Linked DNA regions of Homo sapiens: region 1 is linked to region 2. The links are chromatin contacts, found by Hi-C or POLR2A ChIA-PET in ENCODE. All regions are on one chromosome and are shown on one strand. Each heading gives the region's core, a stretch centred on a gene start or an enhancer-like site at or near the end of the contact. The rest is flanking DNA. Distances are from core to core; before and after follow the strand shown. Region 1 overlaps ARB2A (ARB2 cotranscriptional regulator A). Region 2 has its middle 11 kb from the start of MIR2277.

Region 1 (6,225 bases), core at 1-2,500, 190 kb after region 2:
AAATGCGAACAGAAAAAATCAACCTAGGATAATGCACATATCTATTTCTCTTTGAAAAATTTTAAATAATTTCTAATTGAAGTACCTATATAGGAGAAATCAATTTAATGTGCTACAAAGCAAAGGTATTTAAAAATTTTATTTAAAACTGCCCATGTGTTTATATTCAGTTATTTTACTGGTGTTTAGACCAAGCTTGACTATAGTGGTAATCTTTTTTGTTTCTTTTCATTCAGGATGTAAAACATATGCTATGAAAACTTTAAAATCTGCAAGAATACTTTATTTAAATTACTCATGTTAAAAATCAATACCTTTAGCTAATAAAAATAGGGCATGATTTAACTGCATATTTTCACACACACACACACACACACACACACACACACACACACACACGCACACAAAGATACAGCTATAACTCTAGAGGAGAAGGATATAAAATTTTACCAGTTCTGGCATGTTTAATTAATTAGGAGAACAGTGTAAAATAGTTGTCTATATTCCTTAGGCTACTGATTGCTTTCTACATTTGGAAGATGGGGGACAAGACGGGAGAGGAGGGAGTTTTATTTTAAAAGTGCGTATTAAAACAAAAATGTTATTAATGTCCTTAGAGATTACAGGTGGTGCTATAGATTGAAACATGAATATTTAGGCTTAGAATGGACACTAAAATTCTAAAAAATAAATGGAGCAAATCTTTATATTTTAAAAAGATTTCAAGCTATAATTATCGATTGAAAATGTTTACTTAATTATGTTGTCACTTGATTTTCAACTAGTAGCCACAGCTCTAATCTATAAATAGAGTTAGGAATGGTAGCACATCAATTTTTCTCTTTCATTTTTAAATGATCAGCTGAAATAGAGAATGAAATGCAATCTTTAATATAGTTTTAAAAGACTTTAAGTTACTTTTGAACTACGAACATGTGAAAAATTACAAATAGGATCACTGACAGTAATTTTTATAAGTAAAAAGGTACAAATTGTTGCTATTTGTGCTCTTCATTCTTAATCCTTTGCTTATCTTTCTTTTGACCTTTATCCAAATGAATCACACTAACTCTTGAATGCTTTCTCTCACTTGATTTCTAAAGCTGTTCATCACACTTGCTGGCTAGAAGCACAGCTGGCAAGGGATCTAAGCCTCATCACTGGGCAAACTTGCCCTTCTGGTTTTGCCAAGAATGACATTTCCAATGGAAGAAAAAGTTACTGTATGGGACACTGGATACTCTATTTATTTGTGAGAACCAATAGCTCCAACCCCCTTTGTTAGCACTACATATAGGCATTAGAAATAAAACCAAAATAACAAAGGATCAAACAGCCTAGAGTTCTCTAAATTCAATTGTTAATTAAAGTGAGAGCACAGAAACCAGCCGAGTATTTTTATTCATTTCCTGAAGAAAGATGCAACCAAGGATAAGCAGTGCCCCCTAGTGTCAATAACCACAGACAATAAAAGCTAGAGAAAAGTTGCTAATGTTAGCTGAACTAAATTATTAAAAATATATGTTTTAATACATGATAAATTCATCATTATTCAAATTTTAGACTTTACATGTATATAAAAGCACACCCACATCATTTATTTAATACTGACTTGCTCAGGAATGTGCACATGTGAGGGCACATGCACACACACTGTACACAGACTGACATGGCCAAGATGTCTTTAATGTTTCAGGCAGCTCAGAAAAAAAATTCCACCCAGCACAGCAGGCCATGCATGAAGCGGGTGTCAGCAAGCCCTACAGAATCACTCACTGTGAAGACATCTAATAGGAACTGCTGAATACACAATACAGGCAGCATGGCCTGAATGGCTAAAGTGGAATGGCCAGAACGAAGTCTGAAGGTTTTCAAATACAACCAAAATTATAATTCAACCAGTAAAGAATTTTTAGACATTTTCTGTTTTTATTGTTATTAGGAAATTAGTATATTTAGCCTGTATTAGAGACTGATTTTGAAAATGCTATAACTTTTACCATGCATATTCTGAATATTGAATCCTAAATCTGAAGAACAAATAAATATACATCCTCTCTTTGGAAAAAAATGCAACACAAAATTCAAATATTAAAAAACACTAAATATATTTTATAAAATTTAAGTCAAGATATATTTTCTCTGATAAATCTTATAAGAAAATTTAAGTTATTTTTAAAAGACAAATTAGGTATCTAGAGAGTGATATATGTGCCAAACAGGTAAAGTCAGTTTCTTGTTTTGTGAAATACTGTCACTTATTTATTAACAGCAATTTTTGTCATAGATGACACATAAATGGGGGCAAAAAAGAAATCACAATGAAAAAGAAAACATCCATACAAATAAAAATGATAAACAGGAAAAACCAAAAAGCCAGGAGGACTGGGTATGTATGTATCAAATAAGCATCTAATAAAAAGCAAATTAATACGATAAACAATTGCTTAATTTTATTTACATAAAAAGTACAAGGCAAGAAAAATTCAAGGCTATTTAAAACATGTATTTATACAGAAGTCCATTTGTGAATTACTTTTTCACATAAACCAATAATGCATATAGGACTAGTTTTTCATTTTAAAAAGCACAAGACATAATTATGCTTTTATAAAAAGATTGCTATGTGCATTTAAGTTGCTCCATCTTTAAAAGGATGAAGATGCAAATGCAATAGTTTAGCAGGCATAAACAGAATTCCAGAATGATGTTTAGCAGTAGATAGGTATTTTGGCCATTTACAATAAATTCTGGTTAAAACAGAAGCTGAAACTTCAACTATTCAAATTTAGAAAAAGTTCTAAAATGCTTACTATTGAGTTTTTAAAGAAGCATAATGATGGCAAGACTACTAAAATCTTTAAGAATTAAAGAACAGCAGCAACAACAAAAACCCCCTTCTTACATATAACAGTATTTCGCTAACATCCAGAAGGAAATAAAATGTAGATGGACATATTTACATTCATGCTAATTGTATGGACACACATTTTGTTGCATTAACAATTATGAGTTACTTCTCACAAAAATCTCCAATGGAAATGGAGTATTATACCACATGAGTAATAACAGGTGCCTGCTTAGATAGGTGATAGTGAAAAGTCAAATTTGTGTGCCTATCCACGAGGAATGAGGACTTGTTTTTTCCTTGGTGGAACATGTGCAGTTTAGCATGCTACTGCAGCTGGCACTAAACATCAAGTAATTTTCTGCAGCTCTTCAACAGACAAAAACATTATACATATAAAGTTGTTATGTTCTTTCATGTCTTTTACAAATTTTTGTTTTCATGGATACTACAGCTTTCATCTTTAATTCAACAATAGACTACTTGGTGGTTATTTGTTATTAATATAGGCATAAAGTGATGTGAGATTTCTAAACCCACCCTAGAACTCTCCTACTTCAATTCCCTCTCCTCCCTCACCGCCCCCCCACCCAAAAAGAGGGATAAATTCTAAAGGCTAAGATGTAAGATGAGAACACATGAACACATAGAGGGGAACAACACATACTGGGGCCTATTGGAGGGTGGAGGGTGGAGGGTGGGAGGAGGGAGAGGATCAGGAAAAATAACAAATGGGTACTAGGCTTAAGACCTTGTGATGAAATCATCTGTATAACAAACCCTCATACACAAGTTTACCTACATAAAAAACCTGCATATGTATTCCTGAACTTAAAAGTTAAAAAAAAAAAAAAAAGAGAAAAGCTTCCATTTTTGGACATAAGAATTTTTTAGACTTAACCCAAAATATTTCTATGTGTTGATTTGGGGAATGTATGAATAAACGTCCCTGGTCAGGTTTTTCTTTTTGTAGAAAACGGGAAAGGTAAGCAGGTCCATGCCTGTTGCATGAAAGAGATGCTGGGTTAGGATTATGAAGACAGTGGAGCTAGGTTTGTACACAGCCGGAGAGAAATAGTGATTCAGAGCTGTTATTATTCCTACAAGGTCAAAAGAAATGGAAAAGGTTTGTAACCCATGTACTCTATTACCAGCATGAACATACCCATAAATACATTTGATTCCTTTCTAGAACATCTCAAAGAGTTTGGAAATATATGTACACAGACACCATACAAAGATAAATTTTAAAATGTGAGCTTTTAGCTTTAACTTTCTAAAGCCTACATTAAAGTGTTCAAATACAAATTTTGTTTTGCGTATGTGTTCTTAACAGACACAAATGACAGGATTCTCATAAAATGCTTAAAGGCAGAAAAAGAATATAAAAGATAAATAACTTCAAAGAAAGATATTTCCTTAACATATGTATATTCATCTGAGTATCTAATAAGTAAACAACTGTTCATGCATATCATATCTGCAAGGATTATTCACTAAGAGTTTCCATATACTTAAGCAAGCATACATACATACCAAATAATTGAGCATAATGCATTTTTAATAGACTCTTATTATACCAAAAACATTTTCGTTAAGATGATATAACTGTATTATACTTTCAATAATAATTCAATATTATTAAAAGTTGTAAAGAAAAAATACAGCATAAAGGAAATATTAGTCTTCTGATATAATTTCTTTAGCTACTGATTTTAATTAACATTAAGAACTGCTCATATTTACCAGTGGGAGTTAATGCTTGCTTATTAGCCAATATATATATTGTTCATTTATATTACCTTGGGGCAGGGATTGAGGAAGAGTAAGAGACAGCTAGTAGATTTTTTTTATTCAGAAATTATATACTTTTTAATATATCTGTTTTATTCCTCAGAAAAGAAATGCTTTTGCCTAAAACAAAGTATATCTTTAGTAATCTTTTTATGTTTAATTTTTTGATTATTTTGAAAAATTTGAAATTTGTACATATACTGCAAGTTAAAAATCAAAGTTACAATTAAAACTTAAGTTTAAGTAACCAGAGATATATAATAATATCATACAGAGTGGCAAAAAATTTACAAGCATGTCCTAGGTGGTGAGATATCAAATTTTATTTCAGTAGTCAAACAGAAAAAAATACATCTTTAGAGATTTTATGAGGGGATGCATTTTAATATATAATTAATGATTAATGATTTTCACTACAAAGTTACCATGGTGTTATTAGAAATTCTCAGATTCAAATATGTTATAATACAAACATGGTAACTTCTAGAAATCACCAATCTAAATATATGATGCTTTGTTAAAGGGAAATAATGAGAACGGGGTTGAAATCACTGAATCCTTTCTTCTATGATTTAAAAATTACTATTCCTATATTTGAAAATCCATTAGCTTGAAAGCTTTTTGGCAATTCCTTGCTCCTTCACTATATAAAGGAAAAAGCAAAGGATTTCACTGAACAAGTTTTTACCAGCTATTTTACCTTTTTCATGTTTCCCAGTACCTCACAGCAAAACCCCCGTTTCCCCAGAAATGTTTAGAGTGTAAGCACGGTGAACATACTTCAGACTCAGATCACCATTCCCCTGCACAGAAGAGTCTGGAGAAGGTGTTCTTCCAGTGTAAGGTCCTGAGTATGACCTGAGCAGTAATAAAACAGCAGGCATCATACAGCATCCTTCCTGATAATTACACAGAGGTCACAATCCTTTATTTCTCACCAACTACTGAATTACATTTCTCCAATTTGGGTCCATACAAGAAGCTGATTATGTATAAATTTAAGGGGAAGAAATACAGCAATTTTGACTAAATTATATGTCAGAAAGTCTGTTCAGCTCAAATGCATATGTATACCTATTTGTAGTTGCTCATGGTCACTTGCATTTGGGGTTGTCGTTCAGTCCTATAAACGGTTTTCAATGGATCTCCTGTTGCACCATACACTTGTTGGTTGTATACAGTCAATGGTTCTTCCACATAGCTAAGCGAAAGCACTTCCCAGCATCTGAATTAGCTTGTTTGATCATGAGTTGCTGTGAAATATATAGACTCTTCTGATTTCTGAGGTAAAAGAGCTCTCCTCCACTCATGAGATTATTTTATATCTAGTAGAAGCTTAAGATATATATTCAGTCATTCAGATACGCAAATTTAACCACCAGAGACAAGTAAATTATGCAAGATGATGTACATTCCATTTCAGCTGGAAAAAATGTACAAACACTATACAATTCCAATTCAGAGAGCTACACTTGCACCAAGTTGAGAGGCACTGAAAAAAGTTGCAACGTAATATCTGTGTTTACACAGATTGGATTTAGTTTTGAAGAGCTGTTCTTAAGTACTTGAAGAGGTTTTCCATC
Region 2 (6,902 bases), core at 368-2,867:
CAACTCTGTTTAATTTTCTATTTATTTTCGGACCTGAGCCTTTCTGGATCACAAAAGTCCCCACAAGTAACACAGCAATAAATCTGAACAAAAATAAGACAGATTTCCTTATCGATGTGTAATAAAGTTAAAGGACATTGTTTTGTCAGACAAGCGCTAAGTAGAAAATAAATCTCAGGGTCTGGGGAAACAAAACGGAGCGCTGCTGGCATGTGTGTAAATTTACTTTTAAAAGCAATAAATCAATGTTAAATTAAACAGCTGGGTACCCTGTCTAGGAGAAGGTTCCGTGTTTAAGAAGACCTTGATGGGAGAAATGTACTATTTAACAAGACACACACACACACACACACACACACACACACACACAAAGTTAAATTTTTATTGGCATCCGGAGGCAAGACTGCCCTGGGAACTTTTCTTCTGAACTTCAGAGAGGGAGAGGGAAATAAGAGAGAGCATGAATTGTGTCTACTGTCCATCCTCAGATCTTTACACATATTTTCAGGCATAAGGAGAAAAGGAGGTTTTGTAGAAATGTATTAGATGTGTTCTAAATTGTGGGTTAAACTATGAAGTCTCTCTTTATTGGCTTAGGTTTGTTGGGTGGGTTGTGATTTTTCTGAGATTTTTTTTTCCTGTAAGTTCTATGACCTGTGAGTGTGTTAAGCATACTCTTATCTCATGCTTCCTTTATTCTTAATGTGGTTGTTTTGCACAGCAAATAGCACAGTAGAAAAATCAAGAGGACTGTTATTTCATATCTATTGTGCTTGTGTTCATTAAGTAGCAAACCTGAGATTGGAGTAGCATTTGATATTCAACAGGAATATTTTAATATTTCATTTTCTAATTTTTTTGTTTTTGTTTTTGTTGTTATTTTACAAAACTTCACTTCACTGGGAAAAAAATTGTGTGTGGGACATGGAGATGAGGAGAGAACAATAGAAAAGCCTAGCTCTGGCTCTGTATTCTAAGAACAATGTGAATCAATGAGCTACTATAGAGGCAATATTCAATAGCAGGAAATTAAGAGTAGTTTAAGACTAGCATGTATATACACTGGATTATTTTCCAGCCTTAAAATGAAATTCCAGAAAGACTCTTTAGAAAGCACACATATTATTGAGATGAACTCTCTCAGTCTTTTGAATTCAGATGGACTGGTTTAAAAGAAAAATATGCGGTACCTGCCTCTACAGAAACCAGCAGATTATTCTTTACTTTCTTCACATTGAAATCCCAGAAGCTTTATTTTGTAGTTACATTGTTAGCCCAGTTCCAAAGAATATTCATATAATTAGGTAACATTATTCAAACTTTAAAATTATTTTTAAAAAGTGTTTCAACCCCACCCCCACCCCCTTCAAGCTACACACTAACAGGGTAGTTTTCTAGCTTTCTAGCTACCTTTGACTTTTCTTCAGCCAAAGAAAATATCAAAGACCCAGTTGCCTGGAGAAGAATAAAGTTACAGCATTTATATTTAGGAGGCAGCATTCCATTTCCATGACCATCAGTGGCTTGTTAAGTAAATATGTGTCTTATGCCACTCGGAGAGAGCTCAGATCGCCTGTCAGGAGGCGTCTGGGCAGCCTTGTAAACTCAGAGTGACTTCTCATATCGTGCTATGTTTTCCCAGCGATGCGCTTTCCTCTGCGCTGAAGCCCTGGGAATCATTTCAGCCCAAGGTGAGCCTTTCAGGCACTGCTCTTTGTCCCCATTTGGATAAGAAGGTGCAAAACTAGTTAGACACTAGGCTGATTTTGGGGAGGTGGTAGGAGGGGATGGAGAAGCGGCCTGTTCTAATTAAAGACAATAAGCAATCCTGCGAGGAGCTGTCCTTTAGCCTTGGCTGGAGGCAGAAACGGTCTGTCTCACCTCAGTTGTTAGGTTTATTTGAGCTGGTCGGTGAGGCGAAGAGCAGAAACTTGCAGGTAGCTCTGGGCTCAGGTGAGACTGGGTGGATGGTTAAATCACAGCAAGTGATCTCGAAGTCCCCCTTTACCTCCCCATCCCCTGTCCTTCTGTGCTCTGTGCTTGACTCAGGCATACTTTGATTCTAACTTTGCTTGCTAGATGGCGCTCGGTGTCTCAGGACTTTCTGTTTCAGAATTAAAGCGGCTTTTTAGCACCGTTGTTCTGAACTATTTGTGGGCATTTGATCAGTACAGTGCTGGTAATGTTATTATTGCCCTTGTTTTCGTCACACTTTTTCTCTTTTTGATTAAGGTATCGTCCAGGTGGGAGCTGCCCATCTTAATCCATATAATAATGAAATTCAGGGAAACTCTGCACCTAAATTTAGGGCACATGTGTGGTTCAATTACCTGTTCTGGTGCACTTAAAAAGGCACCTTAGTAACTTTCCTCCAAGAATGTGATTGAGGTTTTCAAGAGGACAACTCAGCAGGTCCAGATGGTGATTTACAATCGTCGAGGTTTCCCACTAGAGTCCACCACCCTCTCCCACCACTACTCCCCATTCTCACTCGAAGATGAATCAGGCTGATGTGGGGAACTTATTACTTTCATTTGTCATTATGAGATAGCATTAATTGATTGAAAAAGTATTATGATTTCTTTATAGCCCAAGTACTAAAAATTTATGTCTACAAAGAGATATATTTTAATATTAGTAATGAAAGTCACTACACAGCTTGTTTCACAAGAAGAATGATTTGTGGATTCTAATGTATATTTATTTCAATCACTAAATGATTCTTCTCAGATATTCAAAACACTTTTGGAGGGATTCCTTTGTGTTGAAGCACGAAGAGAGAAAATCAGTAGTTCTAAATTTCTGGTGGAAAAAATTAAGATAAGCCAAAAAGACCTGAATATTGTTTTGTCGAATGAAGATGTCATTTTCACAGCACCCACTGCTCTCATACCATTGTCTGTTTTTTAAAGAAAGGATTGCTGGTGAGGAAGGCAACGGTTGCAAATTAAAAATATCTCTTTATAACTTTAAACACTTTGACATGGGAGAGTTTAACTTGTTACTTGCTTTTAGGATTTGGAAACTAATTTGTATAGAAATGTTCTACCTTTGGGGGAAATTAACAACACACAGAGCTCGGTGGTTTGGAAACCTTTTGTCAAACCTTGGCTGCTTTGGTGAAGAACCCCGCAAAGACTCTCTCTAGGTGTTAGGCTGAAACTAGCAGGCGCTGAAAACCTAAAGCAGAAAATTTACAACTTGATCAGCCCCAGCCACACACCAAAAAACCTGCTACTGGTGCAAACATATGTTACAGATTAAGTTAAGCAAATGGCTCTCATTTTTTCAGGGTTGAAAGTTGATCATGAAAATTCAAATTTGAGTGCATTGTGCTTCTAATAGATCACTAGATCCTCAGATGCTTACAAATCCTCCCCAACCATTTACTCAAGAAATTTCATATATTTTATCACCTTCTTGAGATCCTAGCTTAGAATCTCATGCAAATTGACTCTAGTCGGGTATTATTTTCCAGGAACACATGTAGTTTTAAAAGTTGGCTAAGTTGAAAACTGGCTGTATTCTTCCTTCTAATGTTAAACTGCTAAATAGCTGAAGTGTAACTCAGTTGTTCTAATGCTTTCTCTGTTTCCTCGTATACCTACTAACTTTTAAAAGCAGAAATTAAACTGCAGAATTTATTTTAAAGTTTCATTTGCTGGAGAAGTAAGTGATTTTTTTCACAGCATGAGGCAAAATAAAGGAGTGTTACCAAAGCCTTTAATTATGTCAGGAAAGACTGAAATCATGGTATTTCTTTTAATGGGGATAACTATCTTTTGCAACCTCTCTGTGGTCATCCAGCCACCTCCCAATTAAATTATTTGAAGACCAGCGTGGCTACTAAAATGCCTGGTAAAGAAGTTTAGAATTAACTCCCCACTCTCCAAGGTAACTCCCTTGCAAGTTGCAGAGGATGGAGCCAGGCATCCGACACCTGGGGTCCCTTCTTCCGTAATCGCGGGAGTTTGAAATCATCCCCCTTTACCTCTCCACATTCGAATGATCATCCTGCAGATTTTAACCGATATTGTCATGTTGAAGTTTGGTGGTTATTGTTTACATCTCTCCTTTCCCCAAGGGGTCTTGGTAAACGTTTAAGAGATTATTGATTTCCAAGAAACCAAATAAAGAAGGCTGTTCTTTTATAACATATGAAATACACACTTTTCTTTAACTAAATAGGCAGTGTATACTTGACATTGACAAATGGGCAAGAGACAAGGAAACTTATTTTAAAAGACTTTGAAGGGGAAAAAAATGGATACAACAGCAGCAATCCTATGGAATAGTAGGGTTTTAATTGAAACAAACGCTGGATAATAAGGAAAAAAATAGTAATCTATGCTGTAAAATGGTTTAGAGTTTTCACCGAACACACACAGATGGCGAACAAACATCACTGAAGATGCTCCTCTCAGGGGGACCTGATCAGTATCCTCAATGTTCTGATTTATTATAAAGAAAATGAGTTTCCCATGCTTCTTTTCTTCACAGTTTTCTCTGGCAAAAGTGGTTCTGAAATTTCTACTCAGGTCTGGGAGTTTCTGACGTACTTACAATAATCCAGAAAAGTCATTCTGAAACTGGATTAGGAGCATACTTTTTTAAAAAAAGTAAGAAATTCTTGATTAATGAAATGCAGATCTTAACTACCCCTTTCCTCCAAGTCATAAAGGAAATCCCTTGTGAAAGAAAGCGATTCCCAAAACCCAGACTGAGAGAGTAAACCTTAGGCACCCAGAAGTTCAATAAGCGCTGTCCCTTCCACCCCAAATCTCCACAACTCCCCTAGCCCCGACAGAGGAAAACCTCACGTCCTTCTCTGCACCTGATTCCCTTTGCTTGCTCCTGAACTCCGGAAGGCTAGAACGAATTTATCCAAAGATGGAAGAAAGCTCAGCACCTGGAAGCTCCCCCAAAGGGTACTGGCCAAAGATATGCAAACATTATGTAGATATTTCAGTTGCGGGTTTAGATAGTGGGAGATGGATCCTAGTCTAGAATATTCGAGTCTTCAAGTCACTATTATTCAACAGGTCTTCGCTATGCTGCACACTTCAGATGCCAAACTGCATTAGCTAACGTGAGTTGTCCCCCGTTTTCGTAGGAGGGTCGTGTTGCTAGTTTAGTTTCCGGCATGGCCGAGTTTCTCTAGTAGCATGGATTTACCTTAGTATTTGGGCAAAATGACTCTTGAGATGGAAAAAATGACCAAACTACGGGAAAAAAATAATCTTTGAGGAGAATTCAGCAGTGACTTTGCAGACTAAGAAAAGACAAAAAGTTTGTGCAAGCAGTGCTATGAGAAAGCAGTGTGTTGATGATGGCTGTTTCGAGAAAACAAACTAAATTGTTAACCCGTGAAGGAGTTAATAAAATATTTGTATGTCTTATGGGACATAAAAATAAAGTGTTTTGAAGCTAAACTTTTGCTTTAGTTTACTGAAAATTTTCCTTGCAATACTATGGCAAATAGATAATAATTTATCCTGAAATGTATTGTAGTTCATGTTACTATACAGAAGCAGTTTTCAAATAAATTTATTGAGGGCATTTTATAGGCAAGAAACCCATTAACTTAAGATATTAGTGTTCTCTCCCTTTTCACTTATTCCTGACTCTTTCTAGCAAAGTTTGGATCAAGTTGGTTTGAAATTATTTTAGTACAATTGATATTTAATAGAAATTTGGTTTTGACCGTTTCACCTACTCTAAACCTAGTATTTTCGTCCCCAACAACGGTTCAAAAGAGTGGGTGACCAGAATGGGGTCCTGGTGGGAGGGAAGAGATTTCACTCAAAACCCAGCAAGTGAGAAGAGTTTCAATACAGCAAGGTGCAATTTGAAATTTACAAAAAACTAATCTTGTCTTAGGAGTGGCAACTTAAGTGTTGCTAGGGAGACCACGCAATGAAAAAGATACCACAGGGAAGTGATCTTCCTTTATTGTACTTTGCTTAACGCGACGGCAAAAAGAAGAGAGCCAAACAGGGAGAGGTGCCGAAAAGCACAGCTTGGACTTAAGGTCTGCAAGCAGGAGAAGAGGTGATGGGTATTGAGCCAGACGCGTCCCCTTTTTGGTGCTGTCAAGTAAGTTGCCGTCAGGCTCTTTAGCGCGCGGCGGGCCGGGCGCCCGCAGCGGAGCCGCCTCTCTCCGGGAGGTAATTAACCAGTGCCTGGGCGCACCCGAGCCAGTCCGACAGCTCCAGCCACTGGCAGAGCCGTGGGACCAAGGGCCGGACGGGTATGGACTTAGATCTTCTGGAATGCAGATCTCTCCAGACAGATTCAGAGCCCGGGAAGAATGTGCTCCCAGTACAGACCTCTTAAAGTGCAGTCATGTACAGCTTCTGCCAGCTATGGGTGGTGGTGAAAAGTTGGCCACAGAAAAGTCGGGGGTAAGGGGAAAGGGGAGGGAAGATCCCTGCCATAGAAATGACAAGAGTGGCGCTGCTTTCAGCTTAGACTAGATGCAAATTCAAGGAGACTCTCAGGCAAATGTTGTGTAAACTCTGGGCGCTGTAACACCGGCTTGGAGCAAGCAAGACTCTCCACCCACAAACTGCATATTCTTTAAAGTCACTGTCGCTTTAGGCTCAGATCTTAAGATTTCGGGAGCCAGTTTTCTGTGGCGGGGGAGTGGTCGGAGAGAGGAATCAGGCGAGGGCCAGAACGTTGGGGTTCTGGCCAAGGAAGGGGAGAGGGAAGGGGGCGGGTTGGGGGGGAGTGGGGGGGGGGTGGGGCGCGCGCGCTGGGCGCTGTCCATGGTGCTGGGGAGAGCGCGGCTTCATTTCGCTTTGCTGTCCCCAAACCAAGCTCAAGTGTATAAAAGGGAAACGGACACCAACAACTCGTGCGGCTAGATTTTTTTTTCCTCCCTGCGAATGTAGAAAATA

Evidence for each region. A loop is a pair of places that touch in the nucleus more often than their neighbours do. ChIA-PET counts read pairs that join two places held with the same protein, here RNA polymerase II (POLR2A). Pooled maps may share reads with other maps.
Region 1: a map of Panc1 shows a loop between it and region 2 (4-fold over the local background). The contact joins two enhancer-like sites. A Hi-C loop is called at or near these places in 81 of 168 maps with a recorded cell type or tissue (A673, B cell, CD4-positive, alpha-beta T cell and 53 more), 37 of 37 single-sample maps with no recorded cell type and 44 of 50 pooled maps. POLR2A ChIA-PET finds 5 or more read pairs at or near these places in 7 of 52 experiments (A673, AG04450, HCT116 and 4 more).

Annotation. Positions count from the first base shown.
Region 1 is chr5:93,800,026-93,806,250 of GRCh38, forward strand. The region is part of intron 8 of ARB2A (ARB2 cotranscriptional regulator A); the gene reads right to left. Among named protein-coding and RNA genes, the nearest start is that of POU5F2, 62 kb to the left of the region's middle. Within about 2 kb of position 1,251, at least 3 of the 41 ENCODE cell types and tissues checked have a DNase peak (open chromatin) inside an H3K27ac peak, as active enhancers do; they include PC-9 and Panc1, where a contact is called at or near this core.
Region 2 is chr5:93,605,919-93,612,820 of GRCh38, forward strand. No RefSeq gene overlaps it. Among named protein-coding and RNA genes, the nearest start is that of MIR2277, 11 kb to the right of the region's middle. RefSeq lists a silencer at 1,905-2,199. Within about 2 kb of position 1,618, at least 4 of the 41 ENCODE cell types and tissues checked have a DNase peak (open chromatin) inside an H3K27ac peak, as active enhancers do; they include PC-9 and Panc1, where a contact is called at or near this core.